Regions from separate parts of the Homo sapiens genome. Here regions 2, 3, 4, 5 and 6 are each linked to region 1. The links are chromatin loops, found by intact Hi-C in ENCODE. Cell type or tissue: MCF 10A. All regions are shown on one strand. Region 1 holds the start of LOC124901236 (a long non-coding RNA gene). Region 2 holds the start of FOXQ1 (forkhead box Q1). Region 3 overlaps FOXF2 (forkhead box F2). Region 4 has its middle 100 kb from the start of EXOC2. Region 5 overlaps FOXF2-DT (FOXF2 divergent transcript). Region 6 overlaps EXOC2 (exocyst complex component 2).

Region 1 (5,000 bases):
TCTCATGGGCCCCTTCTCCCTCAGAGCCCCTGACATCATGTCATCAACGGTCTTCTCAGCTCAGAGCCCCTCACATCATCTCATGGGCCCCTTCTCCCTCAGAGCCCCTGACATCATGTCATCAACGGTCTTCTCAGCTCAGAGCCCCTCACATCATCTCATGGGCCCCTTCTCCCTCAGAGCCCCTGACATCATGTCATCAACGGTCTTCTCAGCTCAGAGCCCCTCACATCATCTCATGGGCCCCTTCTCCCTCAGAGCCCCTGACATCATGTCATCAACGGTCTTCTCAGCTCAGAGCCCCTCACATCATCTCATGGGCCCCTTCTCCCTCAGAGCCCCTGACATCATGTCATCAACGGTCTTCTCAGCTCAGAGCCCCTCACATCATCTCATGGGCCCCTTCTCCCTCAGAGCCCCTGACATCATCTCATCAACGGTCTTCTCAGCTCTGAGCCCCTCACATCATCTCATGGGCCCCTTCTCCCTCAGAGCCCCTGACATCATGTCATCAACGGTCTTCTCAGCTCAGAGCCCCTCACATCATCTCATGGGCCCCTTCTCCCTCAGAGCCCCTGACATCATGTCATCAACGGTCTTCTCACTCAGAGCCCCTCACATCCCATGCTGTCCCTCAGCTCCTGTGAGGCCCCCGTGTGCTCCTATAAAGACAGTCAATCAGGCTTCCTCCAATGCGCCACAGACAGGATCGTGCGGCTCACCTTTCTTCACTTTTGCAAGGATAACTTCTGATGTGCTCACAGAGGCCCCTATTTCCTTCTTTCATCCAGTCTGATACACTGAGTGTGTGGAAGAAGTCAGGCCTGTCGGACCTCAGTGGTCATCTATTGAATTCTGCTTTGCACGCTTTAGCTGGTGGTCTCACTGTATCCTGAGATGCACTTTTTTGGGAAAGTGGACATGGTGTTCCCCTGTTCTCCTTCATTGGCCCTAAAGGTTTCCCATTCCTTTTAGGCAAAAATGCAATGTACACAACTATTCCCATTTATTAATTTCTATGTTCCAGAAACTGTCCTAGACACTTTATATAAGCTCACTTAAGTCTCATGACCATCCTGTGAGGTTTATATTCTTGCACCCATTTTACAGATGAGGAAATAGGGTCAGTAGGTTGATTAACACAGCTGAATGGCAGAGCTGGATTCGATCTGAGGTCAGCCTGACTTTTCCTTCAGGATGATGCGCTGCTTCCTCTGATGAAGGATCAGGGATGCAGAATGGGACTGATGTACCTGTTCAACCATCCCACTCATTCTCCTCACTTTGCATGCTCTTCTCGGGGCCATCTACAGACAGGTGAGGGGCCCCCTACAGACAGGTGAGGGGCCCCAGGCAGACAGCTCCTTGGGACACTGAGCTCCACATTGAAATGTTACTCAAATGAATGCGCAGAGGAGCTGTGAGTGAGAAAGTAAGCCCTCCAGCGTGAAGAGCCCCGGAAAAGCCACCCTTGCTCTGGCACCTGTCATGCAGCCCTCACAGCAGTACTCCCATGGGGTATGGGAGGACAGGGGCACTTCTGTTGGTCTTTCCTTCCTCATGTTCGTCCCAGTAGGGCCTGGACCTGCAGCTGGGGCTTGGCGTCCCCTGGGGCCACAGCCACACAGACCAGCAGACCCAGCCTTGGGCAACTACACTAGCTGGATTAGAAAACTCCAAACATTGCACGGTGTTCTACATCCAGCATTTACTATTTTGTTAATCCGAAGGTAGATGCAAGAAAACACTGGACAGAAAGGAAGGTTCCAGCAGACAGCATCTCTAGCTCTCAGTAGGTAACAGCCTGGAGGACTCTTTGCCACCCCTAGGAAGGCCTGATCGGGGCATCCTTAGGGCTACTCTGTGGAACAGCCCCTTTCCTTTCTCCAGAGAAACCCGGGCTCCTGCTTTGCATCCTGAGAGGCTGAGAGGACCTCTTCCTGTGCATGCCTGAAGTAGAGAATCTTTGAGATGTAGAAAGCTTTCTATATACCAGTCATTTATTCCTGGTGTCCACATGGATTTCAGTCTGATCTGGGCAGAAATGTGCTCTGGGCGTCCCTGTGGAGAACTTTGCAGCAGCCAACTCAACTAGCAGCTAATGAGTTGTCATGTGAGCCTCACACAAAAACCTAGGCATCCAAGTGTGTGTGGTCATGGGGTGGGTAGAAATGGGGGGCAGACAGACACAGAGAGAGAGAAAGAGAGAGAGAGAGAGTTTAACAAGGTGAGCCCCAGGACAGGGATGAGTGTCTGTGGGACCCTTGAGATGGCTGGCTCATGGTGAGTGCTAAGTGCACATTTGTTAACTAAACAAATGAGCCAAATGACAAAAATGACAAAGTGTATTTTGATGCTGCTCAAAATGAGGGACTTATAGAACAAAGATAATGATTTCTGGTGAAATAGCCTAACATACTGACTGCTCTGAAGTCCTGAGTTTAGAAGGGGAGAGATTTGTCATATCCAGCTCCTTGCTACCATTCGGTCCTGAGGCTGAGACAGGACCCCTCGTGTCACATCAGCTGGGGTGCCCTCTGTCCCACCGTGATGTTGACGCCAAGGTGTCCACACCTCAGTGAAAGAATACTACCCTTCTACCAGGACCAAGGGTCTGGGTAAATTCCACTTCAGAATGCAGCCTTCTTTCCTGACAGGCACAGTTATTTTTGTCTTTTCATAACCCAGTTGCAGTAGGTCACACTCATCCTGGGCAATGCATTAAGCAGAGAGTTCTTTCTTATTATGCATTCTTTGGAAAAATAAACTCAATTTCCACTGCAGCTTTTGGAGCATGACGAGGGTGGCCCTGGAAGCTCCAGTTTCTGACTGAACTGAGTTGGTGAGCAGAAGCACATCATCTGCCAGGCCACAAGAGGACAGCAGTGGTTCGAGATCCAGGTCGCTGCTACCTCCTCCGTCAGGCTCCTTCCCCCGCTCCCCACCCCCCGCGCCCCCCTCCCCCGCCCCCACCTCCTGCCGGCATCAGAAGCACCTGCAGGATTTTAGGACTGACTTTGTCATGCTGTTCCAGGATTCTAATTTGCATGGGTCTTTATTGATGAATGTGCTGGAAAAACCCCAGAATGATATCAGCATCCCAAGCTGAAACCGGGCCATGCTTTCCGTCCTTCCAGAATATTCTGACATCACTGTTGTCTCTATTATCACAGACTCACTGAGAAAGTATGAGAAATGATTTACCTAAAAGAAAAACAGGAGCAAGTCCTTTTGTGTCTCCTGGCCCACGTGGTCAGAACTGGGGTAATAATGAAGGTATGGAAGAGAAAATACTCAACATTGCAGACTTGACATTTCCTTATCTTATGTTAGCCCCCTGGTTTTATCAAAATCTAAGAAAACTTTATGACTCATAACTTTCCTTCGTAACACAAGTATTTGACTCAAAAATGTTTATTGCATATTTACTATGTGTTGGGAATAGATGGTATGTGCTAGGAATACAGATACACACAAGCTGCTGTTCCAGGTGGGAGCTGTTCTTGGAATAGGCAGGAGGCAGACATGTGAACTAACGAGTTATAATTCAGCAAGCTGAAGCCAAGCTCAGGCCATGCAAAGGTCCTGTTGGGGGGAGCCCCGGGATGGGGGCACTGTGGCAGGGAGCCCCAGTGGGGGGCCACCGTTAGGATGAACCCAGGGAAACTGTGTCATGGCCAGGTGCTGTGCTGATGCTTTCCATACACGATCCCTTGCAGTTTGCATAGACTCAGGAGGCACGTACCAGGCTTAGACTGTTTCATAGCTGGAACAACTAAGATTCAGGAAAGAGTATCCAGTTGTCCAAAGTCTCCCAACTATTAATAATAAATGGGAGGGCTGAGATGGGAACGCAGGTGCTGACTTGAGAGCCCGGGCACTAACCACCACTGTACACCCCCTTCCCATCCTGGCCTCTGGGCTCCTGATGTGGACTCGTGCTTGCTGGCACCTCCTTCATGCGGTCACTAGAGCCAGAGGTGCAAGCAACAGGAGCTTCCCACTGCTTCACCAACCTGTGCATGCAGGAAGCAGCTTCTAGTCCCTTCTGCAGAGATGGCTGCTGGCAGCCTTAGGGTCGGGGCTCTGCACTGGGAACCCCACCCCTGCCTGGTCTGTGGTCAGGGCTCCTTTGGCCCTGTCAGCCAAAAAGCCATCATCACACCCACCCTGAGCTAAGGCAGGGGCCATGCATTGTTGGTTGTAATATTTCTTTTTTTTTTTTGAGACAGAGTCTCACTCTGTCGCCCAGGCTGGAGTGCAGTGGCACAATCTCAGGCTCACTGCAACCTCCGCCTCCTGGGTCCAAGCGATTCTCCTGCCTCAGCCTCCCGAGTACCTGGGGTTACAGGTGCATGCCACCACGCCTGGCTAATTTTTTTGTATTTTTAGTAGAGACAGGGTTTCACTGTGTTAGCCAGGATGGTCTCAATCTCCTGACCTCATGATCCATCCACCTCGGCCTCCCAACATTGGTTGTAGTATTTATTTTGCCAAGTATCATGCCTGACATGTTCCGTAATAATTCATTATAAATTAACAAATGAGTGACTAGAAGCACACAAATTCTGTTCAATTATGAGAAAAAGTTCCTGGTCTTACTGGTGACCTCCTAAAAGCCCCTCTGTAGGGGACTCTGTGGGTGAGCAATCCATGGTCTCCACATCATTGGAAGATTTTGGCTTCCCATCTTTGATGGACCCACAGAAGGGTTTCATGGTTCCTGACCTCAAGCTTCAGCATGTTGACATCAATTGTGCTGTCTTTCTGGACTTTTCATTAAATTCAATAACATCAAATTATAAGACACAGTAACTATTTCATGGCAGGCTCGCTGTCTTGAAACCATTCTTTTTCATGTTTACTCTCGAAATGAAAAGACAATTCTAGATTTAAATTGAAAGTATCCATTAGCGTCTATGAGTACAAGTGAGTGCAGAGTCCCATGCTTGGCACCTACCAGCCAGCATCATCTCTGGAGGCTGTGATGGGCACAGTGT
Region 2 (5,000 bases), 400 kb after region 1:
ACTTATCTTTTGCCATAGTTTATTCACTTATCTCCATGGAAATTAAAGGGCAAGGGGGAAAATAAGCTAATAGGTGTTTCTTACCTACAAGTGTTTGGTCAAGCTCCACCTGCAGGCATTTTTTATTAACCCATCAATGTACTCCCCAAGGAATGGGAATTAAGGGGCAGAAATATCCAAGCACTTCTGGGAAACTTTAAAAAAATGCATGTGACGTCTGGCAGCGTCTGGTCTCCCCAACTGTATTCAGCCTTGAGGGTGTTGTGGATAGACACGCCCTGCTCCATACATTCTCGGTTTCTCTGATAGCTGCAAAAGGTGAATGATTTCCCCGCTGTAAAACAACAGCTAAAATTGATACCGACATCAACCACAAATGGAAAAAGCAGTGTTATTTCTGGTTTTAACAGAAGACAATCATGTTATCCTCAGCAAATGGCACATTCATGTGTCAAGGATAGGGGAATACAGTCATGAAGAAAAAAAGAAAAAAACCCTGCTCTAGTGGAGCTTCCATTCTAGCTGAGGTAGGGTTTTTTTTTGTTTGTTTGCTTGTTTTTGTTTTGTTTTAATCCTATCCAGGTGGTCCACGGCCTGCCATGCCATCTTCCTTCTCAAAGTCCACTTAGGTGGCTGCAAGCAACCTCTCACCTGCCCATTCCCTAAGTCACTCTAAAAATAGCAAAGGGTTTCCAGCTGAGAATTCACCCACCTCCAACTCACTCTCTTGCCCCCCAACCTTTTCAGGCTCCAAACTTGCAGACAGCAGCCCACAGGATAGACATAAAAGGTGGGGCAGGTCCTTGCCCCCCTTGCCCCAAATGAAATCAGGGTAAGGAGAGGATCCCCTGCAGCTGGGGAGGGGAGGAGGTTGGGTAAGAAAGGGGGAAAGTGGGACATGGAGGTGGGGTGAGCCACCTTCCCTGGCGGCGACCAGCATTCCTTGGTGGCAGGACACCTTGGCCCTGGAGTCTCGAAGAGGCCTCCCTTGGACTCTGTAGCGACCACGGGTCCCACCTCAAGCCTCCTTGGCTTTACCTTCCCCATCAAATAGTCATGTGCCCTCCTGCCCTGCCCAACCCCAGAGTTCAAGAGAGAAAAACATTCATTACGAACGCCTTTTATCCCTGGCCAAATCCAAGCCTCTTTACCTCGCTATATATATATAGATATACATATTTGTCTCATCCCACTTCCCTCTCCAGGTCTAGTGAACCATCAACTCCAAGGCTAGAGCTGAGCAGACCCCTCCAGAAAGGCTCATCTCCCAAAAAGCAGCCATTCCCCACCTGGCTCCCGAGGCGCATACTTAATAAAGTCAGTCTAATCTCCGAACGCGATCCTTCCCCAAATACAAAAATAACAGAGCTGTGGCTGGGGCTGTCATGTTGCCCGCCCCATTGTGAATGGCTTCAAAACTCCCTGAATAAAGATAAGAGAGGATTGTGTACGTTTTCAACACAAATGGTGGAAAGTAATAAAATAAACATCAAAGGTGAGCTCCCACCTACTAGCGGCTCCGTCGCTTTTTGTGCAACAAAGGCAGGAAAAAGGAGGAAACTCGGCGTGGCAGGGCAGCGGGCTGGAAGTGCACCTTCCCGGGGCCGAGGCGCCCGCTCCCTGGACTAATGACGCCGCGTGGGGATCACGCCCCGGGCGCCCTGGGGTGAGGAACGGTCCCCCCTTTCGAGATTGTCCGACACTGGTGCCAGTGAGGTCACAGCAAAAGTCCCAAAGGAATATTGGAAAGAAATGGCCGTGAACCGGTTTGTTCTTGCCCCCGCCCCCGGGAACACGCCCTCTCCGTCGTTCCTGTTGACTGTCAGATCCCGGGAACCAAGCGGCGGAGCTCGGCGGCATCTGAGGCTTCCGCAGGGACACAAGTGCAGGCACAGCCCAGCACCCTGCGCCAGACACAGCCGCCCCAGGGGAAGAGGAGGACGCTGCTGTCCTCCCGCAGGAGTCACCAGCCAGGTAAAGAAAAAGGTAAAGTAAGACAAAGAAAAGTGAAAGTCGGAGCCCATTTAGTGAGCAAGAGTAAAGGTCATCCAAAAAGGCGCATACAATTTCAAGCCCAGGAGTGCATTCATTAAAACAAGAGGAAAAGACAAGATGGTCCTTGAAAGGAGCTCATAGGAAGGGGCACAGCACAAGGCTCCCGAAAGAGGTCACTGCAAGTGTCCTGCGCAATTTCTGTTCAGCACCTCTGCAGTGACGACAGGGGTTTGCTTTCGTAAGCAGCATCGTTTTCACTACTACAGAAGCACATACGCCGCGTGCAGCTTAGGCCCGAGCAAAGTCCCTGCTCCCCTAGACCCAGTCCCTTCAGGTGTCCCCCTAGGGGAACTGTGGCGTGTCCCCCCAACCAGGCGCACTCGCCTAAACTGCGTCCCCGAACTCCAGGGCGCAGGGAGCCCTCGCGGGCTGCCCGGGGCTGGGGCCCACACCTGAACGGAGGAGCCGGCTGGCGGAGCGGCCCCGCGCGCGCACACACGCACACTCACAGACACGCGCAAACCCACAGCGGCGCGCGCGCTCCCCATTGGCGGGAGGAGGAAGGCGGGGCCGGCCGACCCAAAACAAACAACCTGCGCCAGCGACTTTGCCGCCGCGCTGCAGTGTGGCCTCCGCCTGGTGCGCGCCCGTTGGGGAGCTGGGGAACTGGGGAGCCGCCACCACCTCGGCCACCTCGTTCCCCCACCCCTTGCCGTCCGCGCTCAGGCCCCGCCCCCGCGGAGCCGCCGCAGGGTTATATTGGGCCGGCCCGAAGGTGGAGGCGAGACGCAGCCGCGGCAGGCCAGCGGGGAGATGCTGCCCCGGAGGCTGGGAGCGGGAAGGCGGCTGCGGGCGCAGCGGCCTCGGGGACTCGCCTCCGCGGGTGCTCAAGGCTGAAGGCGCCGGACCTTCCCCCACGGTGGCACGCACATCATCCGGCACCATTTCCGTGCCCCGAAGACGCCCGCGCGGGACCTGGGACCGCCAGTGAAGAACCCCTCCTGGGCTCTTTAACGAGCAGCAGATGCGCATGCTGCTTCTCTCCGGCAGGAAAGCCTTCTAAGCCCGGCGTGCTCGGGCACCCGAGGGTGGAACCGCGGCCCCTGCACACACTCACCCCAAAGTCTCAACGTCGAACCGAAGGCGACACCCACCCAACTCCTCCCTCTCCGCCCCATAGTCCACCCAACACTTGCAGCCCCTCCAGAGAAAAAGCCCAGCGGAAGAGGACTCCGGAAAAGTGACTATCTCGGAAGACCAGGGTAGAGCTCCCGGGAGAAAAAGGCGAAGATCCCCGGCCCCGGATCGCCATCCCCTTCCCTGGCACCAGCTTCTCTAGGCTGCGCGAAGGAAGAGGGTACGACGCCGGGGAGGGACTGGGTGCGCGGGCATGAAGTTGGAGGTGTTCGTCCCTCGCGCGGCCCACGGGGACAAGCAGGGCAGTGACCTGGAGGGCGCGGGCGGCAGCGACGCGCCGTCCCCGCTGTCGGCGGCGGGAGACGACTCCCTGGGCTCAGATGGGGACTGCGCGGCCAACAGCCCGGCCGCGGGCGGCGGCGCCAGAGATACGCAGGGCGACGGCGAACAGAGTGCGGGAGGCGGGCCGGGCGCGGAGGAGGCGATCCCGGCAGCAGCTGCTGCAGCGGTGGTGGCGGAGGGCGCGGAGGCCGGGGCGGCGGGGCCAGGCGCGGGCGGCGCGGGGAGCGGCGAGGGTGCACGCAGCAAGCCATATACGCGGCGGCCCAAGCCCCCCTACTCGTACATCGCGCTCATCGCCATGGCCATCCGCGACTCGGCGGGCGGGCGCTTGACGCTGGCGGAGATCAACGAGTACCTCATGGGCAAGTTCCCCTTTTTCCGCGGCAGCTACACGGGCTGGCGCAACTCCGTGCGCCACAACCTTTCGCTCAACGACTGCTTCGTCAAGGTGCTGCGCGACCCCTCGCGGCCCTGGGGCAAGGACAACTACTGGATGCTCAACCCCAACAGCGAGTACACCTTCGCCGACGGGGTCTTCCGCCGCCGCCGCAAGCGCCTCAGCCACCGCGCGCCGGTCCCCGCGCCCGGGCTGCGGCCCGAGGAGGCCCCGGGCCTCCCCGCCGCCCCGCCGCCCGCGCCCGCCGCCCCGGCCTCGCCCCGCATGCGCTCGCCCGCCCGCCAGGAGGAGCGCGCCAGCCCCGCGGGCAAGTTCTCCAGCTCCTTCGCCATCGACAGCATCCTGCGCAAGCCCTTCCGCAGCCGCCGCCTCAGGGACACGGCCCCCGGGACGACGCTTCAGTGGGGCGCCGCGCCCTGCCCGCCGCTGCCCGCGTTCCCCGCGCTCCTCCCCGCGGCGCCCTGCAGGGCCCTGCTGCCGCTCTGCGCGTACGGCGCGGGCGAGCCGGCGCGGCTGGGCGCGCGCGAGGCCGAGGTGCCACCGACCGCGCCGCCCCTCCTGCTTGCACCTCTCCCGGCGGCGGCCCCCGCCAAGCCACTCCGAGGCCCGGCGGCCGGCGGCGCGCACCTGTACTGCCCCCTGCGGCTGCCCGCAGCCCTGCAGGCGGCCTCAGTCCGCCGCCCTGGCCCGCACCTGCCGTACCCGGTGGAGACGCTCCTAGCCTGAGTAGCGCCGCGGGGCCCGGGAACGCCGAGTGCGCGCCGTCGGGGAGGCGGGAACGCGGGCCCGCGCGCGGACTTTGCACTTTGAATCCAGAGGAAGATGAATTTTTAAAATCTCCATCAAACGTGCCTTAAAGCTAAAGCATTTTGACAGGAGTATTTAAACTTAGTCCAGGATATTTTCCTTTGTGTTTTATAACTTTACAGAGGACCAAAGCAATTCTTGTTTTAGTTTCTTTGCGAAGCCTGCTCCTCCTTCCCTTCATAAGGACTTTTTTTGTCTTTCTTTAACGCCCAGGCTTCGTCTTATTTCTACTGTTTTTGTCGCAACTTCCATTGATTTATGTCCCTTCCCTCCCCCCTAAGTACATCAGGGAACCTTTCCACACTATAAATGATATGACTAC
Region 3 (5,000 bases), 480 kb after region 1:
TAGAAACTGGGACGGATTCAAGTCACATGCACGCGGATAGCAGTAAGCCACACACCTGCCACTTAGCCAGAATGCCCAGGATCGCGTTGGTCACTGTTATTTGCCTACTGCTGGAAGAAGGACAACCGCTGGCAAGGTAGCGTTCCCCAATCTGAATACCTGCAGGCTCCCACATGAGGGAGAGGGCAGACTCAGGTGGGAAGATGTGCCATGCGTAAGGCATCAACGTGTATCTGTGGGATCTTCGTTGCCTTCAGTAATCAGGGTGTGAAAAAAGCAGACAAGTTGTGTGTGTGTGTGTGTGTCTAAGAAAACTTGTGTGCTTTTCAAAAAGGCAGTGCTAAGCACAAGATTTCAAGAAAGCCTCTTCTTGTTGCCTAGCTGAGTGGGAGAGTCATTTTCCCCAGACACTACATTTGGATACAGGTGCCAAAGAACATTATTAAGGAATTATTTAGAAACAATGTGTCTAGTTTAAGAAAGTGGTTTTCAGTATTGTGACAATACAACGTTTTTACAAGGTTGTTTTCTACCACCATATTTTAAAGATATTTTTATGACCGTGTATACTCACACTTTGCTTGTATTTTAAAAGGAGGATATATTTGCACTTATGTATACTTTTACAGTTTGCCAAAATATTTTGTTGTAAAATTTTTTTTCAATAAAATGTATATAACAAATAGTTGTTTTAGGGGCTGATTTTCTCTTCGGGCACCCTGAGAGCAATGGATGCCAGTTTCTCCTCCCCGGCAGGCAGCTGTGCAACTCTACCCACACCCCCTCCAGTGGTGTAACTGACATGGTGTGGGGTCTGTGCCTTGAGTAACACAGGCCAGGTTCTGATTGTGAGTCTTCTCAGGAGAAAAACAGTGGAAGAAACGTTTTCTGTTATTTCTTTCTTTACTTCACCCCAGCTTTTTCTGGCAAAACAAAAACCAGAAGGTGAAAGGAACTAGAAAGAAAACCAGGCAAGATACCGACCAGGGTTTGATTTTGAGGAAACCAATTTTGTGCCCCTTCTGTTTTCTTTCCTGTGCCCGGGGAGTGTTCTGCCCTTTGCCCTCTCTCCCTCCCGACTGGCATGGGTTGACAGATGTGGGGCACAGTGGTAAGCCCCCCTCCAGGGTTGGATGCCCAAAGAACAGCACCCTGCTTCTTCCCTTTGCACGTTGCAATTTTGTTATGGGTGGCGGTCACATGCTGTCAGAAATGGGGTTCAGATCTGAAGAATGCAGGGGGATCCCTGAGCTGCAGGGGGCAGGCTCCCAGCAGGGGGTTTAACTTCCTTGGGGAGTTTAATACAGAAGCTGGACTCCCCACACGTTGCTCTGTGGCTGCGGCCTGTCCCACCCTCCAATTCAGAGCCTGGCTGGCCCTGCTCAGCATCGGCACATAGCAAGCCGGTTCAGCCCTTCCTTCCTCCCGGCCTCCTCTCCCCACTCCTCCCTTTTAACCAGGGATTTAACAAGGGAACCCCTCAGCCCCTTTTTCTGTTCCTGCTAGATTTCCCAGTCACCAGTGTTACAGGCAGAGCTGGTGACGCTCCCGATGGAAGAGCAAAATGGGCCAACTAGGCAGGAGGACTGACCTTCTGTCCCAGCAGCCCTTCACCATCACGAGCCATGTTGGGGACAATGGGTCTGAGAGAAGCAGAGAAATTATCTGCTCCAATCATGCTGTGCATTTTCCTCTCCAATTCAGGGCTGGAGTTTTGTTTTTGTTTTTTGCTTTTTCTTTCTTGATTGGAAAACTCACCTTTGTTTCTTATCCCTTAAAAGGTCTTTCTCCCAGTCAGTCACCAGACTCTTGGTATTCGTAGGGAACTGTTTCACACCCCAGGGTTTTTGTATTCTAAGTGAATTTCACTGCAAAGAGCGTCTCCTGAGTGAAACATCTTGTTTCCGAAAGTCTTAACCATCTTTCTAATCTTTAGGTTTCCTTCCTATATCTTCTAAAATTAAGAAGTGATTTAAACATTTTTTGTCTCTCCATTATCATATTTGCAGTTAAATAAGGCCTTTTTATTTTCTTTTATAGTGAGCTACTCGGGGGCCTGCTATAAATTATGAAGTCAGTTTCAGAGTTTGCTCCGACCACAGTGCTGTGTTTACATTCCTTCCGAGGCAGCCGGCATGGTCGTAATTTATATCCTAAACACTTGAACGTAACTTGTTTATACAGAGAATGACAGGACCTCAAAGACGAAAACTGCGTCTGCCTGCCTGGCCGCATTGGGAGGCCCAGCGCGCCCCCTGGTGGCGCGAGGAGATCCGCCCAAGGCGACTCAATGATTCCTTCAAGCTGCGCAAGAACTTGACAAAATGACCCGTTTTGTGGTGCCTTCCAATAGAGACATTTTTAAGTATCTCACTTTCATAAGTTATGGTTTCCAGTTTTAGGAAATACTTTGCTTTCTTCTTTCTTCTTCTTCCTTTTTTTTTTTTTTTTTGAGACAGGGTCGTGGTCTGTTGCCCAGGCTGGAGTGCAATGGCACGATCTCAGCTCACTGCAGCCTCCACCGCCTGGACTCAAGTGATCCTCCCGCCTCAGCCTCCTGAGTAGCTGGGACCACAGGCACGCACCACCATGCCTGGCTAATTTTTTAATTTTTGTAGAGACGGGGTCTTGCCTCGTTGCCCAGGCGTGGGCTTTTTTCTATTTTACTCTTTTCGCCTACTGTCTCATCCTGAAACCAGATCACAATTCAGTAAGAACAGGCCTGACCATGCTCAGCAGATGCTAAAGCCCTGACTTGCTACGTATATTCTTCATTTCTACATTTCTCCCCAAATAAGGCTGTTGTTTTGTTTCCTTTTGAGTCAAAATTGTTTCTCTCCTAACTGTCCCTCAAAGACACACACGTACACATAGACTCATTTATATTCACCCTTTTTTTTTTTTTTTTGGAGAAACATGCAGTGCTTGGCTTTAAAAGTTGCTCAAATGTTAGTGATTAAATTGAAAAAAAGTGCTACACCTTTATAAGTGAAAATAAATGAACTAACTCAACTAGGGATAAATACCTCAACTGTTTTTTCGTCAAATGGATTTTGAACTTAGGTTTTCTGCTCATTGGCGGAATAAAGTGGTATATTAAAAGATTTTATTGTTTTCTATAATAATTATTGTTTTTTGTTGGTTTCATTGGAGCTGTATACATAAAGACAAGACCAGGGAACTACTAAGCATCATGCATCAAGTGCTGGGCACCGTGGCTGTCTTACCAAATCTCACACGGCTATCTTACTTAATTCTGTCAATATCCCTCTGAGGTGCTGATATTGACCTTATTTACAGATCTGTACTAGCTCCTGACTAGGTCATGACTTTGGGGGGTTTGACCCATGTCTTCTGATTTCAGTTTATTTCCCTCGTTTCTCCAACACTGCCTCTAAGAATTTTGCAACTGACACTGCAGATCTTTGAGTGGCAGGAATATTCCCTCTGAAGCAGCAGTTCTCACACTTGAGTGCACATCAGAATCACCTGGAGGGCTTGTTCAACACAGGCTGTGGGTCCACCCCACCCTCCATTTCTGATTCAGTGGGTCCAAGGTTGTGTTCAAAGATGTGTATTCCTAATAAACTAATAAAAGAAGGTGATGCTGATAATGTTGGTCCTGGGACCACACTCTGAAAACTGCAGCTCTTGAAAGGCAGTTTCGATTACAGATCTTTTTATAGGTTCCAATGGATAGGTATTAAGGATAGCCTATTAATTGGTTAAGCAAAGATCTGGAAAGGTTTTTCAAATAGTTTGTCCATCTAAATGCCTCTGTGATTGATTATGGGCCCCTAGGAAAATGCAAGGCTTAATTTTGAACCCTAGGCCAGAAAGTAGGATCTCCCCATTTTTATTCAAAGCAATGAGGCCTCTTGTTTTATTGTAGTAAACATTGCAGAGAGGAGTCAGATGGAATCATTGAAGTCTACCTGCCTCAGTGGAACAATAAGTCTAGGTACTTGCACACAGCAGCCAGTCAGAATTCTACAAACAGAAGGAGGCAGTAATGGGAGCAGACAGGAAAAGAAACTCCATTATTGGTTATAAAACCTTTTGAGGGTAGAACAGAGAAAAGGCAAAGAAGGGGGGCTGTGATCTCAGAGGATAGCAATAGTGATCCCTAGATATGAATGGGTAGGCAGAACCGTGGGTGAAGAAGGGAGAGAGACAGAGAGAGGAAAAGGGAGAGAAAGGAAGAGAAAGAGAGAGATGGAGACAGAGAAGAAGGAGGGGAAAGAGGAAGATAGTCAAAAAGAGGGAAAGAGGAAGAGAAAGGAAGAGAGAGGGAGAGAAGAGAGGAAGAGAGACACATAGAGAAGGAAAGGGAAAAGAAACGGAGAAGAAAGAGAGGGAGGGAGGGAGAGAGGGAGATAGGAAGGGAGTGAGATGGGGTAAGAGAGAGACAAAGAAAGAAGAGAGACTGGGAGAGAAAGAGAGATACACAGAGAAAGAGAGAGGAAGGGCAAAGATGGGTGGAGGGTGTGGGAAGAAAGGAGGAGGAGGAAGGAGGGAGAGAGACAGAGGGAGAGAAAGGGTGGAGGAGGAGGAGGAGAGGGAAGCAGGGGGAGGGAGGTAAGGAGGGAAAGAGGTCTGGAGAGGAGGAGTCTGCAGACATTTCCTGAGCTCCTGTCCCTGGAGCTGAGAGGCAGCCCTGGAAGCTGGATTCCTGTCCTCTGAGGCCACCATTCTCTCTCCAGGTCCCCAGTGCCAACCCACGAGCTGAAAGACCCATGGACTTCTGTTTTACTTGGCTTGGCCTGAATTCTGGGGAAGTAAGTGAATTCTCTAGTTGTGCATGATCAAATTTTCTGAACTGCCACAGCGACTTATACAGAATTAGGGAGAACAATCTTGACTTAGATTTTAGAAAGTGGAAGTCCGATTTCTGGGGAAAATCTTCAGGTCCCTAGGATAGGCCACGGTATGGCATTAAAGGGAATTAGCAGCTCCTTCCCAAAAGAAACACTCTCTTTGTAGATTCGTATTATACCTAA
Region 4 (5,000 bases), 110 kb before region 1:
GGGGCCGTAAACGGTAATTGGCCACTTTCTGAGAAAAGGTAGAACTCCTTTAAGACAAGGTCTTCCATTCTCATTAGCCCCTTACAACTAGAAACTATCATTTAGCCTCACCAGGCCAAGAGAGTAAATGATTCTCCAATTTTGTATTCCTTTTCTTTGGATAGGAAAAATGGGTTGAGCTAACTGCTTACAAATTGTAAAAAACAAGTAAGAAATGCTTATGACACATTTTGCCTATGTTTTATGTTTCTCTTTGACTTTTCAACGAGGTAAAAGTAGGATCCAATATCAGAAGGAGAAAGGTCACCTACAATTAAGTGAATGTTTAAAAAAATACAAAAAATGAGGGAAGCTAATAGTCTACATAGGTTTGAAATATATGAGAAATTAAAGCTGTTTTATTTAAGAAGCAAAGCTTGGATTAATCTTCCAGGTAATGATAAAGAAGAGGGACTCTTACTCAGAATTTTTTTTAAATATTAAGATGTGTGAATCTGTACATTCTGCAGAGGTACCTGCAATCGTGAGTATTGAAACATACTAAATATGGGAGTAATAATCCATATAGGTCCTCCTTCATTTCAGTTTTCCATAGACCACATGAGTTCTGATAATCCTGAAAACGATTTGCTCTCTTCTCCAATGCTGAATGAAGACTACCTCATCCCTTCCTTCTTGCTTCTAACAGCAGATCAGATCTCCAGGTTCGAAGTTCCTAGATGTGCTTTCTGATCCTGGTTATTCTTTGTCAGCCTTCAAAGCCAAAGCCTTACTGACGTGCAGATCCAAGGAAAAGTTTCTTTCCTCATTGTGTGTTGCCTATGTTTATAACCACATACACACATAAACATGTAAACTCTGCATTTCAGAAAGCAATGATTTGTTATCCATATCTTATCTATACATTTCTGCTTTGACATTTTATTAAAAACATAAAAATGAGTACGGTAACCCAATTTGAATCCTTTAACTCAAAAAGTTTATTTATGTATACATAAACTGATTAAACACTTTTTTTTTTTGCCTTAGGAGGTACATGAATATGTTTTAAAATCTCCATAAAATAGCACAAGGTGCTCTGTGTAAACTTACCCAGAACATACAAATAATTGTAAAATAACTGAAGGGCTAATAAAATAAACTCATGTATCTGCTGTAAATGTTATTTCTTCTTCTTTTTTCTTTTTTTAACCAGGAAATAAATTAACAGTAATGTGTGTTAAATCAAACATTCGCTTTTGAAGAGTTCTCAAAGTTTCTGCAAGATAAAAACCATTTCTGGTGACAATGGTTTTAAAAAACAGTTAAATCTCTACGGATAATTTTAAGCATAGATTTTTTAAAGCACTAGTTCTAGGATTATGGAATCTTATTAACAAAGCAGAAATAATTTTAATGTTTATAAAACTGGAAGCACTAATCTGTTGTATTATGAAGGGCATAGAAAACTATTTATGAATTTATTTTCTTTTTCTGTCTCCTCTATTTTAAATTAAAATAGGAAATTTAAGATTAGGAAAAACTAGTAAATATCAAAGTTTCAATTTTAAACCCACTTTAAAATTGAGAAATACTCAAAGAGCAATAGATATGTTAAATAATTGTACTAAAAATAATTTTCACAAGCCTCTAAGCCTCAGAGGGACTTTATTGTTATTTATACATGTTTTGTATTTTTATATTTCTTTTTTCTCTTAGTAGCCTTCACACATTGTTTTAATAAAATCTTCATCTCATGCATTTTATTCTTCTAAACAGTAATAAAACAGCTTTCAGATTTTATGGTTTTGTTAGGATTGAGATGAAATGCTATCAGATTAAGCATTTTCCTTGTGAAAAATGGAAAGTGTTAAGTAAGTAGCACTTTGGACAGGGTTTTAACAACAGCTTTAGGAACAGCCTGCAGCTTTATAATTTCTAGGAAAAGAACAGGATACATACACATAGCAACCAACTTTAATTACATTTTATACCCATTAATAGTCACGTGCTCTATTCATTATTTTAAAATTTAAGATAGGAAAAGCATTTCAAGGAACTGATTTTGAAAGCACACTATTACATCCTGCCAGCAGGGGTCACAAAAGCATACACAATGGCTGTGGAACAGTTCATTTCTTTTCAGAGAGCACCTTCCAGTACAGCCAAACGTTTATCCGCTCCCGAGGACAACATTACAACCACATCTTCAAAACTGGGAAACATGAAGTTTGAACTCACTGAAAAGTCAGCTAGATTACTGAAAAATAAAAAAGAATATAGATTTGAATAAATGCTTGTTTTAGGTCTTTAAAAAATGACTTGGATCAGTTACAAAGGCCACATATATTGTATGTTCCCATTTATACAAAATGTCCTGAAGAGGCAAGTCGATGGGGATGGGGGTAGTGGGTGCCCAGGGCTGGGGGCTAGGTGGAAAGGAGGTTTGAATGGAGGTGATGGCTGAGGGGCTTAGGGCTTCTTTTGGGTAATAAATATTCTGAAATTGATTGTGGTGATGGATGCACGACTCTGTCAATATACTAAAAGTCACTGAATTGAACGCTTTAAGTGAATTGCGTATTATAAAAACGACATCTCACTAGAACTGTTTCAACAATGGCTTCACACATACGGCACTTTAGAAATCTGTATGTGGAAATCTCCAGGTTTATCTGCCTATGAGTGTTGATGGGTTTGGGGATCATAAATTACAATATGTCTTAATGATTTACGTTTTTGTCAATGACTTCACTTCAAATAAAGATAGATTAATTTACCCCAAACAGTTTATTGGGAGCTCTGGAAGGGACAGCAGTCAACCAGGAGAAGATCCTTGGAAAAGGACGGCCCTCAGAAGGTGTGGAGCTCCAGGCTCCGAGCCCGACTCCGCCAGGGGCCTGCAAGCTGCCGCTGGGCAGGTGCTTAACCTTTCTCCATTCATTTTTCCTGTTTGTAAAATGTGGGGCTGAGCTTTCTCCCTAAGGTGCTGTTTTAGATCTACAAATTCCATTGACTCTTCTCAGGCTGTTTGCTTATTTGTGACTTACTGGAAACCTAGGAGCCTTCCAGTTCATTTCCAGCAAGCTCTGTACATTTACATGTTATCTGAGTGAGGATGGAGAAACAATTTTCTTGTCTAACTTTTGCTAAGCTTGCTTTGGAAGCAGATGTTTGAACCTTTTGCTAAATTACTTGAATTTGGAAGTCTGAATAAAACATTACTTACATTTTAAGGTTTTAATAAAATTAGTTTTTTATTAAAAAGACCTAATTAAACTTATAAGAATTTCCCAAATTGGAACTTTATATGTAATAAATGATCTAGCAAGCAGTCAGATTCATATATATTTAATAAATACATAGCTTAACTGTGCCCCTTTACTTTTTAAACCAGCATTTTTAAATTTAGAAAAGTAGTGATATGTATTTTTCAGACATAGGAACATTTTTAGAGAAACGTGTTTTGAATTAGAGAGAGAAAAATTCCAAATTGATTAACTTTCTACTCTTTTACCTCTCCCTTTATGAAGAAAGATTTTTTTGTGGTTCACATTTGAATTCTCTCATTTCGCTGGATCTTTAATACAGCCAAAAATTGTAACATACTAAGACATTTGTTTTCTTTTCCTCTTCAAGATAAATACTTTAAAGACATCAAAACAAAAAGTCATCTGTCTGGTTCTCCCAAATCTTGTACAATCCCACAATACTCTCTAGCCCTCACAGCATGCTGGTAGGTGAAATTTGTCTTGACGTTTTTTACTTTGCTAGTTTTAACTCAGCTCCGTGAAGCATTGATCTTTTCTTTTCGCTGTCTTATTGCTTACTATGGGTATCCAAAAATGCGAAAAGAGGGTTGAAAACCCCCGAAAGTGTCACAGTAGAAAACGTGCAAGAGCATTGGGGAAACAGTCTTCCTTGCTCACGTGTTTGCATGTGTGTTGGTTTGCTTTTCTTTAATTCATAGAGTCTGACTGCAGCGGTCATGTCTGCCCATCTCTCTTGAGGCTTATTTCTCTGATGTTAAACATTTCAGCTCCTTGAATGTGTGGGGCATCCTCTATTTGTAGGTAGAATCCTGGAACTGGGGAAGTAATTTGAGGCTATCTGGTCATCTTCCCACCTAATAAGACAAGTGCTTTTATCATGCTGATTCTGCATGGAGGACATGGTCTCATTTTCCCAGGAACTAAAGGCTGCTATACTGCTTTTGAGTGGCGAACTCGTTTCATGTTGTCACAGCTTGATGTCTCTTACAACACAGGGTTGCCTCTCTAGTTGTCCAGGGCCACCCATCCGGAGCTCAGGCCATTTAACTCCCTTAACAAGTGGTTCACATCTCAAGAGCCAGGGTGTGTTGGCTTAGGCTGGAAGGGAAGGTCACCACCCAGCACTCGTTCCCTGTCCAGGCTACAAACTGCTCATCTGTCTCATCTAGAGACCAAGCACCCACATTTGTGGGCTCATGGAGAGCAGTGTCTCTGGAGACGGGAAGTCCGGTGTCATAGATCAGGAGGCATCATCTCCAGAGCTATACAGTGAAGGCATTTTAGTACAAAGAACAGGGCCACAGGAGGCTGCTTCCTTTAATAATAAGGCCAGCAGGATGGCATGTTAAACATATCCTGTTACTTTAGGGTTCCAAGCATATCTGCGTTAGGCACTTGCTGCCTGGGATTCCAGGATACATTTGTCAGGAAAAAGTAATCAAAATTCACTCTTTGAGCAGTGAAAAGCTTATGATGCTCTATGGGTTAAGAATTGAGAATATGCTTAGATTTGAGTTCTAACCTCTGATTCCTAATCGTTCATACAGGAAAGAGACTTGGAATTCTGTCATCATGATGAAGAGGTGGCAAAATAGAAACTTGAAGTTGTGTCTGATTCGTTGGATAGGTGTTTGTATAAAGCTCATCTTTGATATGAAGTAGGCTGAGTGGCAATTGCTGGTTGCATCCTTTTGTCTTTTTTTTTTTTTTTTTTTTTTTTTTGAGATGGAGTCTCGCTCTTGTTGTCCA
Region 5 (5,000 bases), 470 kb after region 1:
CGGGCCCCCTGGTGTCCTGGCGTACTCGGGGGGAAGACAGTCGCCGGCCGCCGGGCTCCTGCCACGCTGTGGCGCGCGTGGAAGGTGAGGGTCCTCCGCTGTCCCGCCGCCTCCCACAGGGCGGCCCAGAGCCTGCATCTTTTGCAAAGGGAACATAGGATGGAGAGAAAGAAAGTCCCGCCTGAAATAAGCAAACGCGGTGGCGGCTTTGCGGTCGGCCACGTCCGCTAGGAACCCGCGAGGCGCCCTTGCGAGCTGCGCAGTCGAGTTTTCTTTCCACTGCACTTTCACGTTCTGCCGGATGGGATTTCGGGGGCAGAAGACTCCTCGAATGCAGACCGGCTGTCTGTGGCTGGACCCCCAGTGCTGCAAAGGAATCTGATATACCTGGAGGAACCAACCTCGAGGTCCAACCAAGGGAAACATCCCCTCTCCTTCTCCCTCTCCCAGAGCTCCCTCTTTGCAGTGGAGCCCTAGAGAACCAACCCACAGCCCGAAAACACCCGGAGACCAGGGACCCCGGTCCTCATAGGCAGGCTCACACTTGTAGACAATGGACCCATATTTTCCTCATTAAAGACAAACCCAAATCCGCCTATGAGAGATTACCCAGGGAATGAGAGATCCCAAGTACCGTGAAACTTAGAGGGTGCCTTAAAACTAAAGTGTTTTTATTGGATTGAACCAAAAATAACTATAAATGTGTGTATGTCAGAATGTTAATACCTTTTTATAACCGTTATTTCACCTTTATAATAACTGTGGGAGGGGGCATCATTTTTTCTTACTTTTGTTTTCCTGATCCCCATTTTACCATAAAACAGAAACAAGCCCAGAAACATTATTAAGTGACTTAAGGTAATCAGGAGCAGGTGCACTTCTCAGACTGTAAACGAGGGCAATGTGACCACCGCATCGCCACTCATCTGTGCAGGGTGGCGTTGGGGGTGAGGGAAATGCTAAGAGCACAACATGGATTGTTGGGGGGCAAAAACAACAAATAAATCAATAAACAACTATTTGTGAAATATGTGTACGGAGTCCTCGGGGCAGGGGGCTGGATATAAAGCCAAACTTATCTCCCATGCTCCGTGGTCCACTCCCCATGACTCCTTCACCTCTCCAGCCTAGTCTGAAATTCTCCCTCAGGCACTTTCAGATGATATGAAAAATTCTTCCACAGCTAGCCACTGTCAGGAAAAAAATGATTTGGAAACTGTTGTACGGTGCACATGGACAATGCATACCTGCAGATATTTTCAAAGGACACGTGCTCTTGTGATACATTATGTTGTCGGGCATATATGGAAGGCATCCTGGGATTAACTCTGGTGACTGAAGGAAACAGCACTCCTTTTCACCGTTTACAGCCACTGCGTGTACCCGGCCTGCAGTGAGAGTGGGGGAGGGAACATTTGCCAGCCTTTCTGGAGATCCAGCAGCCAGAAGAAAGCCAAGAAACTCAGAGCTGTAAGTCACCTGGGGAAATGGAGAGTTCTGTTTGTAAAATACACATCCACAACAATGTCTCAGCCCTATTTTGAAATTCCTCATGGGAAGGTGTGCGTGCATATGCCAAAATGTAATCTTAGGTATGAGAGCTAGAACCGGAGATGTGGAGAGGAGTTACAAAGTGCGCTTTTAAAACATGATGTCTAGATTTCCTCTAAAATATTTCAGCAAGAAATGAAAACAGAAAGATGAATGAAGCAAGTGTGGCAAAACCTTGGTAACTGTTACATGTAGGTGATGGGCGTATGAGAGCGTATACTCGCTCCACGTTGGTATACTATGAAACTTTTTTCGTAATAACAAATATAAAAAGATCCTGCAGCCCCGGCTGAGACGCCCCGATCCACCTGGTGCCTCCCCTTTGTATCAAGCCGGCCCCACAACGACCCCTCAAGCTCCTTCCTGTCTTGCAGACTTCTACCAGGACGAGTTTAGACAGCTGCAAGGGTGTTCTTAAGAAGCTAAAAGAAATGAAAAATCACAATTTTTAAAAATCGCTGTCTTTCTGTCCCTGTAGCCACCGAAAGACGAGGTACTTCCTCAGGGACAGAATGCTGACGCCGCGCAGAGTCGGCCGAATCCAGCTTCTCCAAGGGCGGGCGGGTGGGATGATTTGTTGATTTGCTTGTTTTCCACCAAACCGCAGGGCACCTCCAGGAGCTCCGGGACAACTTACAAATGAAGACACAGAGCCCCCGTCCCTTGCTTCAGAGAACCAAATAACGGAACTGAATGATCGTTTCTTCAGCAAAGCCTAAAGACGCTTGCGTCCCGCGGAGAGGTGCCCACGCGCGACTCGGCTGCCCCCTCTTCTTGCGGGTCCGGGTAGGGTAGGGCGGGAACGCGGGACGTGCCCTAAGCGGGCCAGCCGAGCGCGAGACAGGCGATGCTGCAGAAGCCTGCCCGCCTGCGGGTCACACACCGGCCGGCCTCGGCTGCAGGGGTTGCGGGGCCACGGGTCGCGGGGCGCCGGGAGCCGCGAGCAGGTGACGGCCGCGCCGGGCAGCCCCGCGGGCCGCGATTCCCGAGAGCCTGGCGCCACCCCGCGGAAGCCGGAGGAACTGCGGCTTCTTCCCGCTCCCGCGCGGAGGGGAGAGGGAGGCGCAGCGCGGAGGGGAGAGGGAGGCGCAGCGCGGAGGGGAGAGGGAGGCGCAGCGCGGAGGGGAGAGGGAGGCGCAGCCCGCACCGCGCAATCCCGGGGCTCTGGCGGGAGGGAAGGTGACTTGCGTGGGACGACTCCAAGAGGCCAGGCCCGGCCTTCGCAGTTCACCCACGAGGATACCGCGACCAAGCCACCAAAGCACTCTCTGGCCAGGCCGAGACCCCTTTTCCCCCGGGCCCCAAGAGAAAAAAGCACTTTCTCCTAAAACACGAACTCCCCGCGGAGGGGCCCGGGGCTGCCTGGCACGGGGCAGGGTGTGCGGCTGCCGTGCGGGCGCGGGCCAGAGTCACGTGGAGGCAGGCGGAGAGGGCGAGGGGGCCCCCGTAAATCATCCTGAGGGATTTTTGGCCCAAGTCCCTGTTTCCGAAAGGTTGCGGGACGGCTTTGACGTTGATTATGTAGCTGTTCTCTTTTCAAGTGCGCGCCCCTCCCCACCGCAGCCCGTCTGGTGTGCGAGGATTGTGTTTGAAAGGGAGGAAGCATCCTTGAAGTGGTGGGTGATGGATTGTCTAAACCCTTCTGGGACGTTCTGGGTGGGGGTTTTCGAGGCAGCTCATCAATAAAGACCCCCCTGGAGAGAAGGGGCGGCTGGAGACCAGCCCCCGCCGCGCAGCCCCGAGGCCCCAGGCCTGGAACACAGTCCTCGGTGTGGGGCACAGGGCGTGAGGGGAGGATGAGCTCCCCCTGAGCAGATGGAGATTTCTCCTTGCCTGGGCCGTTTGACCCCCAAAGCCTTGCAGACTGGCCGCGTGGGTGCCATGGGGCGATTTCTTGGGAAAGGAGGGCAGCAGAAAGGCCCGTGGGCTCTCAGCGCCTTGGAGTCAGGGGAGCAGGAAGGGGAGTGGAGGTGCGGACACGCCTCCAGCCACCGTGCTCCCCTAGGAGGATCTCCCTTCAGCCCCTGTAGAACCCTGCATCTCAACCACCCTCGTGCATGTGGTTTACCTTGGCATAGATTTCCAAGCCGCTACAGAAAACCTGTCCACCTCCCCCAAGGTGGAGGCGGGAGTTGGGAGGCAGGGGTGCTGGAAAGGGTCACCTGGCTCAAGCCGACCCCAGGTCTGACGGGCGGAGAGCCTCGAGGGCCACGCCCCAGGCCAGTGGTGTCCTCTGAGGCCGCAAAGCCGACTGGCTTCTGGAGGAGCAGCAGCCTCGGCCTCAGCCTCGGCTGGGAAAAGACGCAGTCGGGGCCCTCCGTGCTCCAAACTTGAACTACTCTGGGTCCCCACGAGGAGGAGGCTGCCCTGGGGTCAGAAACTCCGACGGAAATGAAGGGGAGGGGGCGTAGGTTCCCTGGCACAGCTCGGCCTGGAGAGGCAGCCTGGGGGCCCAAACTCATCTAGGGCGCGCCCGGAGCTTCCCCGGCCTCTCTTGGCCCATCGCGAACGAGCTCCCCTCCCCGACTGGGTCGGCCTCGGGCGCCTTTCGCCTTCGCAGGCCGCCGGGGTTCCGCGGAGGGCTTGTGTCCCTCCCTCCCGCCGCCGCAGCCCGCCCGAAGGTCAGGCCGCATCCGGGGCCCGGGGCCTTTGGCCAGGCTGCGGGGAGGGGTGGGGTTGGGGGGCTCCCCAAAGCAGCTTCTCGGAGGCGGCGTCGGGGCGCCCTGAGGTCCCTAGTCGGCCTCTGGGCGCCGAGCACGTTTTATTTATCCCCACAGAGGATGCTGGAGGACAAAAGAAATATTTGGACGTCAGAGCTGATTTATATTTTTGGAAGAGCTACGTTTCCTTTTCTGAAGAGAAGCGAGCGCGCCCCATATCCTGAGCTCGGCGGGGAGGACGAGAGGGGAGTTTTGATGCGCCAGGAAGTTCATCTATCGCCCAGGCGCTCAGGACCCGGCGCCCCGCCGAGTTCGCCGCCCTCGGAAATATTTATTTATTTGGGGGAAGGGAGGGCAGCGGGGAGGAGACCAGCCAGACGGGAGAAGAAAGCCCTGCCCGGGCTGGGTTGGGACCTCCAGGGCGCTTCCCCGCGCGGCCGCAGCCGGCCAGCCTCTGGTCTCGGTTGGAGGGCATCGCAGGCGCGGCCTGGCGACCTCCGGGCGCCTTTGGCTGGTGTCTTCCGTAGCCCTCGGCGCGCACCCTCCCGCGTGCAGTGCCCGGAGTGACCTCTTCAGGCCCCGCGGGCGCCTCCTGGGTGGGCCCCGCGGCCCCTCCAACCCTGCCCAGCGTGTGTGCGCGGCCTAGCCATCTTTCTCCCCAGCCTGGGAAGGCGGGCGGGAGGAGGGGATCCGAGGCCGGGGGCCGCGGAGCAAAAGGCACGCGGACCCCTAAACGACCCCCGAGCGTTGCCACAGCCGGGAGGGCGGAGGGAAGGTGTGCAGAGCTCG
Region 6 (5,000 bases), 320 kb before region 1:
AAATTTCTCAGTCTCTAGATCCAACTACTTCCATCTCTACTTACATGTCAGACAACCCCAAGTCAAGCTGTCCAAACAAAGAGGCGGAATCACTTTTCTCCCCTATGTTCCCTAACTCAGTGGCACCATCACCCTAACTAGCTGCCAGTCAGCCATCTGGAAATCACTGCTCATCCCTTCCTCCTCTTCATTTGTCCATCATCCAGCCCTATCAGTTCTATTCCTGAACGGCCCTGGAGTCCATGCTCTTCTTCACATTCCCACCACCTCCACATCAGGTGGGGTGCCTGTCTCCTCACCAGCTTCACTGCTCTGGGCTTGCTCCCTCTCATCCACCCACTATGGGCGGCCAGAGTCGTCATCTTTTCAAAAGTAAGTCTGAGCTTGTCTTCCCCCAATCCATTGACCCCAGCTTAAAATCCGTCAGCGACTCCCCATCGCACTCTGGGTGAAGTCCAAACCTGTCACAGCAGCCAAGAAAGTTCGTCTCTTCACTCCACCTCCACGATCTAAGCTCCAACCACACAGGATTCAGAGGCCTTCTTGTGCTTGTAACCTGTGCACATTCTCCCTTCCTGGAAGTCTTAAATGCTTTCCTTCTCTATTTCAACTGTCAAGTACAGATACCCTTCTGATCTCAAAAGAGATGTCACTCCCTTCAGCTCTCAGAATGTCACTCCCCTGACCTCAAAACCCTGGATCAGAGGCTACTCCTAAGCACTCCAATGTCACTCAGAACTTCCCCAGTCATATGAAACAGCACACAATATTCTAACAGCTGGCTGGTTATCTGTCTACCCTACTATTTTGTGAGCTTGCATGAGCTAGGCCCTTGTCTGTTGTCCTGACTACTGTGACTTTGGCACCCAACAGTGTCTGCAGCATAGCAGGCATTCAATATACTCAATATTCTCCAAATGATAGTATACAAACAAAAGCCAATACACCTGCACACAAATAGACCTTTGACTTCTCTCCCCCAGCTTCCCTCAGGGCCTCCACACAGGTGGTCCCTTTCTCAAGCTGAGATGGCTAGTAAGCTACCTTTTATCCTTCCAGTTCTAATACGGAGGCTTCTCTGAGACATTCCCACACCAGCCATCTAAAGCATTCTCCTCAGTTACTCCCTTTTGGAACATCTTGATTTTCTTTTTTTCTTTCATCACATGTCCCAGCATTTTATTTGGTTAGTTACATGTTTAGTGGCTTTTCCTTCCTCTAGCGGTAACTCTGGGAGGCAGCAGCTATGTCTTACTAGCGATGGGTGCAGTGCCTGGCACAGAGCAGGACTCAACATACACCTGACGAGACGATGTGCAGACTGATAGTTACCAAAGACCAATGTCACCTCCTCGGCATCACGCTGCCTGCCCCGAAACGTCAACGCTGTCCACCAATCGCAAAAACAGACATGATAAAAGAGTTGTCCCTTTTCATTAGTACAATGCTAACCAGTGGCCAAAAAAACCACAAAACAAGCAAAAGACAATAATAAGAGATACCAAGTAAATTAGGTAGTCAGTGCCTTCATCATTAAACATTCCCAGAATGCATCAAAATGACATGAAGGAATCACACAACACATTGGAAGAGAAATCCTTGCCTTTCAGATCTTTCACGTAGCCCTCTTTGCAACTGTGCATGAGCTGAAGGATCCACTTGTGTTGGGCTCCAATGCATTGCCAAGCAGGGTCACCAGACGCATGAAGGTCAGACAGGTACCTGAAAAAGCAAGTCCAAGGTTGAGGCCAAAGGGAAATGCTGGCATATTTTAAAATCATTACTTTTTAAAGGCTAAAATTTTATCAATTAGTCTTGTGCCCTGTCAAATATTAGTCTTTAATATTTAATTCTCAATGAAATATATTCAAATTTCTTGGCTAGGTGAGATGGCTCCTGCCTGTAATCCCAGCACTTTGGGAGGCTGAGGTGGATGGATCACCTGAGGTCAGCAGTTCAAGACCAGCCTGGCCAACGTGCTGAAACCCCGTCGCTACTAAAAAAAAATACAAAAATTAGCCAAGTGTGTTGGTGCAAGCCTGTAATCTCAGCTACTCGGGCGGCTGAGGCAGGAGAATCGCTTGAACCCGAGAGGCAGAGGTTGCAATGAGCTGAGATCTCACCACTGTACTGCAGCCTGGGCGACAGAGTGAGACGCCATCTCCAAACAAACAAACAAGCAAACAAAAAATAAAAAAATAAACAGCAGAGCTTTAAAATTTTTTCATATAAATGATAAAACTATTAAAAACAGCTCTTTGTAAAAAGATAAGGACAATTTGCAGTGATCCTATCTACCTGATGAGCATTTTTCTTTATATTTATATTTAGTTCACAGGAGTTTTTCTACTTAGTTCAGAGTCATTATATTAGACACAGGTGGGAGCCAGCAGATACTGGGCAAATACTTTTAAAATTTCAGATGTTTTTTAATTCCTTTCTGATATGAAATATGGCCACGAGATGGCAGTATGGCACCGCTTTCTAAAACTAGCTAAATGAGGGCTAACCGAACTGTGAAGAGATTTGGTGACAACACTCACCTCTAAAGTCCACACTCACGACTGAGAAAATATTTCTCTAGGAAATATAGTATAGTTCGGTGTTTTTCTTAGTTTCTAAATATTCTTAAAATATATCAAGTCTTTGTCTATAAAACACCCAAATCCATAGAGACCATTTACTTCCATAGAAAAATTTCTGTCAAATATTATTTAAGATTTGGCCCTCAGCCCTCACAAAATATATAAATATAGCAAGCTAAATCCAATTAAATCAACTCCAAAAGCATGTCCAAATGAATTTATTGTCTTAAAACTGTTGTTAAGCCATATGCCATTCTTTGTCTCTGGGTTAGAGGTTTTTGTTCAGTGGTAAATCATCATCAATGGCTCCAGGCTGACCTTGGGCCAGACCTCAATCCCTCAGGGGTGCACCCATGCTTCCAGCCCATTCTTCCAGTAGTGAGTGTGTGTTACTCAGGTATCTCAATCAGCAGCCAATCAGAGGAGAAACAAATCCACTTTGTAATATGTTAGCAACAAATAAAATGCTGAGAACACTGACATTCCCAGCTGATGGGGAGGGACTGGGTGCTGTGGGGAGCCGGATATCCAGGCATCTGCAGACGGGCCACACTCAGGCTGCCCAGAGGTGGCTGAGAGCTGCCATCTCCTCCCCCTTGTGACCACCTACAGGTTGCAAACAGGATGTGTCTCTGTGCTGAGAAAGTGGCAGGTCAATTAGAAGGAAGAGCTTTACTCAGATTAAGAAGTCACCAGCACTCCTCCTCATAAATGAGAATAGTATCCTGAGAAGAAAACTACAATCTAACAAGTTACATTTAGCTTGGCACAGGGGATTCATTTCAGATTCCAAAATGCAGTCTGATTCTTTCTCTCACACAAGGCTTTCTTCTTTTATTACCTGAACGATAAATATAACAAATAGTACACTGTGTCTTTCTTCCCAAAGAACGTGATTCTATGCTTTCTTGCTGGGGATGATGCATTTCAGCGTTCTCCCTAAATAGGCTTGTTTTGCCTCCCAACACCTCTGCAACGCTTTCTCCTAACACTTTCACTCACGTAGCCCTCAGATTTGGTGTTAGTAGTAAAATAAAGAGATACTCTTTTAGGGACGGTGTTCCTTTTAATGTTTAAATTACTGAATAGGAGTGTAGACAGTTCCGTACAAGGGTTCTTTCTCCAGGAGTACAGCAAGAGGAATCAATAAGCTTTGCTTAGTGGCTTTTTACATTATACGTCTCTTTAAAATGTTGACTGTGTCCTTGCAAAACCTAATAACAAAAGACTTTTTCTATCATCTTATTAACGGGTATTAAAGTAAAGGAGTTTATAAAAGTTTTACAAAGCAAGATAAAGTTGTTCTTTTAGAAATTCTAGACTCAGTTCAAAAGCATGACAACTTGTGCTGGGCTCTTCAAATAAGTTTCTTGTTTCCTTTCAGTATGCAGCTAAAAATAAGTAGTTACATTTCAAAACTCTGTTTAGAATGATACATGTTATCGCCATTTCTTTTAAAACTGCATATTAAGAACACTTTAAAAAGGCTTTTTAGATTCAAAAGCAATGTAAAGAATGTTAATTATGATTAACACAGGCTCAGTATTTTAAAATTTAAGAATAAAGGAAGTTTTTAGTCATATTCTGACATGATCTTCTCACAGCTACCAGGGATAAGATCACACTGCTGTGGAAAGGAATATGCAGAGCTTTGCTTCCTGCCAACATCAAGATAGAAATAAGGAGAGGGAGAAGAATAGGGAAGGTTTAAATTAGATAAAATAGTGAATGATATTAGAAAAAATTGTGAACAGTAAGACAATATAGTGGTAATCTGATTTTCCCCTCTACTATGCATAATCTGGATTATGTAAGAAAACTAATACATTTTTGTTCATGATAAAGCTATCTCTATTCCTACTTGATGCTCATAAATTTCAAAGTCCAACAGGTATTTGACCTGGTTCTGATCTTATTTTTCTATTTCTTAGCGACTAAAAATTTCATTTAAAAAGGTAACAATTGCTCAGTATTTTCTCAAAGCATCGTAAATAAAATAATCATTAACAAATACATAAACTATTGTTGACTTGTTTATATTTTTGCTCTTTTGCCTTTAAGATGACAGGAAAAATCGTAGTTAAAAGGCTCCTTAAAAGAATCTTTTTTGGCACTACCACCTTTTAAACGATATCCAGTAAGTTATATACTCATAAAAACTGCACATGAGTTATCCATATAGATGGTAACCCACAACATAAAGAATTTGTACACTCAACAAGATTTAACACACTACTATAGGCAAGTTTAACATAACAAGTGTAAACAGGCCAGAAATATACAAAGCACACGCAGTGAAGGAGCAGGGCAGGAAACAGCAGCCTCAGGACGTCTGAGGCTACCCAGCTGCGTGTCCTGGACACTACGCTCAACCTCCCTGCAACTCTGTCGCTTTCTAGGTAGAAAATAAAGCAG

Evidence for each region. A loop is a pair of places that touch in the nucleus more often than their neighbours do. Peaks named below come from ENCODE experiments on the same cell type or tissue, not always from the same donor. Only the 100,000 strongest peaks of a DNase experiment are listed, where the experiment ranks them.
Region 2: it touches region 1 in a loop (11-fold over the local background); 6 of 110 quality-filtered maps call a loop at or near these places.
Region 3: it touches region 1 in a loop (10-fold over the local background); 41 of 110 quality-filtered maps call a loop at or near these places.
Region 4: a loop joins it to region 1, with 8 times the contacts of the local background. A loop is called at or near these places in 10 of 110 quality-filtered maps.
Region 5: it touches region 1 in a loop (8-fold over the local background); 44 of 110 quality-filtered maps call a loop at or near these places.
Region 6: a loop joins it to region 1, with 6 times the contacts of the local background. A loop is called at or near these places in 4 of 110 quality-filtered maps.

Annotation. Positions count from the first base shown.
Region 1 is chr6:910,174-915,173 of GRCh38, forward strand. LOC124901236 (a long non-coding RNA gene) reads left to right here and starts at 1,208. Exons shown (of 4, transcript XR_007059393.1): 1 at 1,208-1,317; 2 at 2,785-2,901; 3 at 3,174-3,276. In MCF 10A, a CTCF peak has its summit at 2,869 (motif pointing right); no DNase peak of the experiment used is centred here.
Region 2 is chr6:1,309,320-1,314,319 of GRCh38, forward strand. It overlaps FOXQ1 (forkhead box Q1), which reads left to right and starts at 2,779. Exons shown (of 1, transcript NM_033260.4): 1 at 2,779-5,000. The coding sequence starts at 3,386. The coding sequence ends at 4,597. RefSeq lists an enhancer at 3,233-3,949. In MCF 10A, a CTCF peak has its summit at 4,540; no DNase peak of the experiment used is centred here.
Region 3 is chr6:1,394,917-1,399,916 of GRCh38, forward strand. FOXF2 (forkhead box F2) reads left to right here. Exons shown (of 2, transcript NM_001452.2): 2 at 1-687. Among named protein-coding and RNA genes, the nearest start is that of MIR6720, 7.0 kb to the left of the region's middle. In MCF 10A, CTCF peaks have their summits at 2,248 (motif pointing left) and 2,453; a DNase peak (open chromatin) is centred at 2,235.
Region 4 is chr6:795,617-800,616 of GRCh38, forward strand. No RefSeq gene overlaps it. Among named protein-coding and RNA genes, the nearest start is that of EXOC2, 100 kb to the left of the region's middle. In MCF 10A, a CTCF peak has its summit at 2,071 (motif pointing right); a DNase peak (open chromatin) is centred at 2,095.
Region 5 is chr6:1,379,439-1,384,438 of GRCh38, forward strand. All of the region lies in intron 1 of FOXF2-DT (FOXF2 divergent transcript), which reads right to left. Among named protein-coding and RNA genes, the nearest start is that of FOXF2-DT, 7.5 kb to the right of the region's middle. RefSeq lists silencers at 2,400-2,499, 2,610-2,659 and an enhancer at 4,332-5,000. In MCF 10A, a CTCF peak has its summit at 2,559 (motif pointing left); no DNase peak of the experiment used is centred here.
Region 6 is chr6:590,866-595,865 of GRCh38, forward strand. EXOC2 (exocyst complex component 2) reads right to left here. Exons shown (of 28, transcript NM_018303.6): 11 at 1,604-1,722. Among named protein-coding and RNA genes, the nearest start is that of HUS1B, 64 kb to the right of the region's middle. In MCF 10A, a CTCF peak has its summit at 2,458 (motif pointing right); a DNase peak (open chromatin) is centred at 2,476.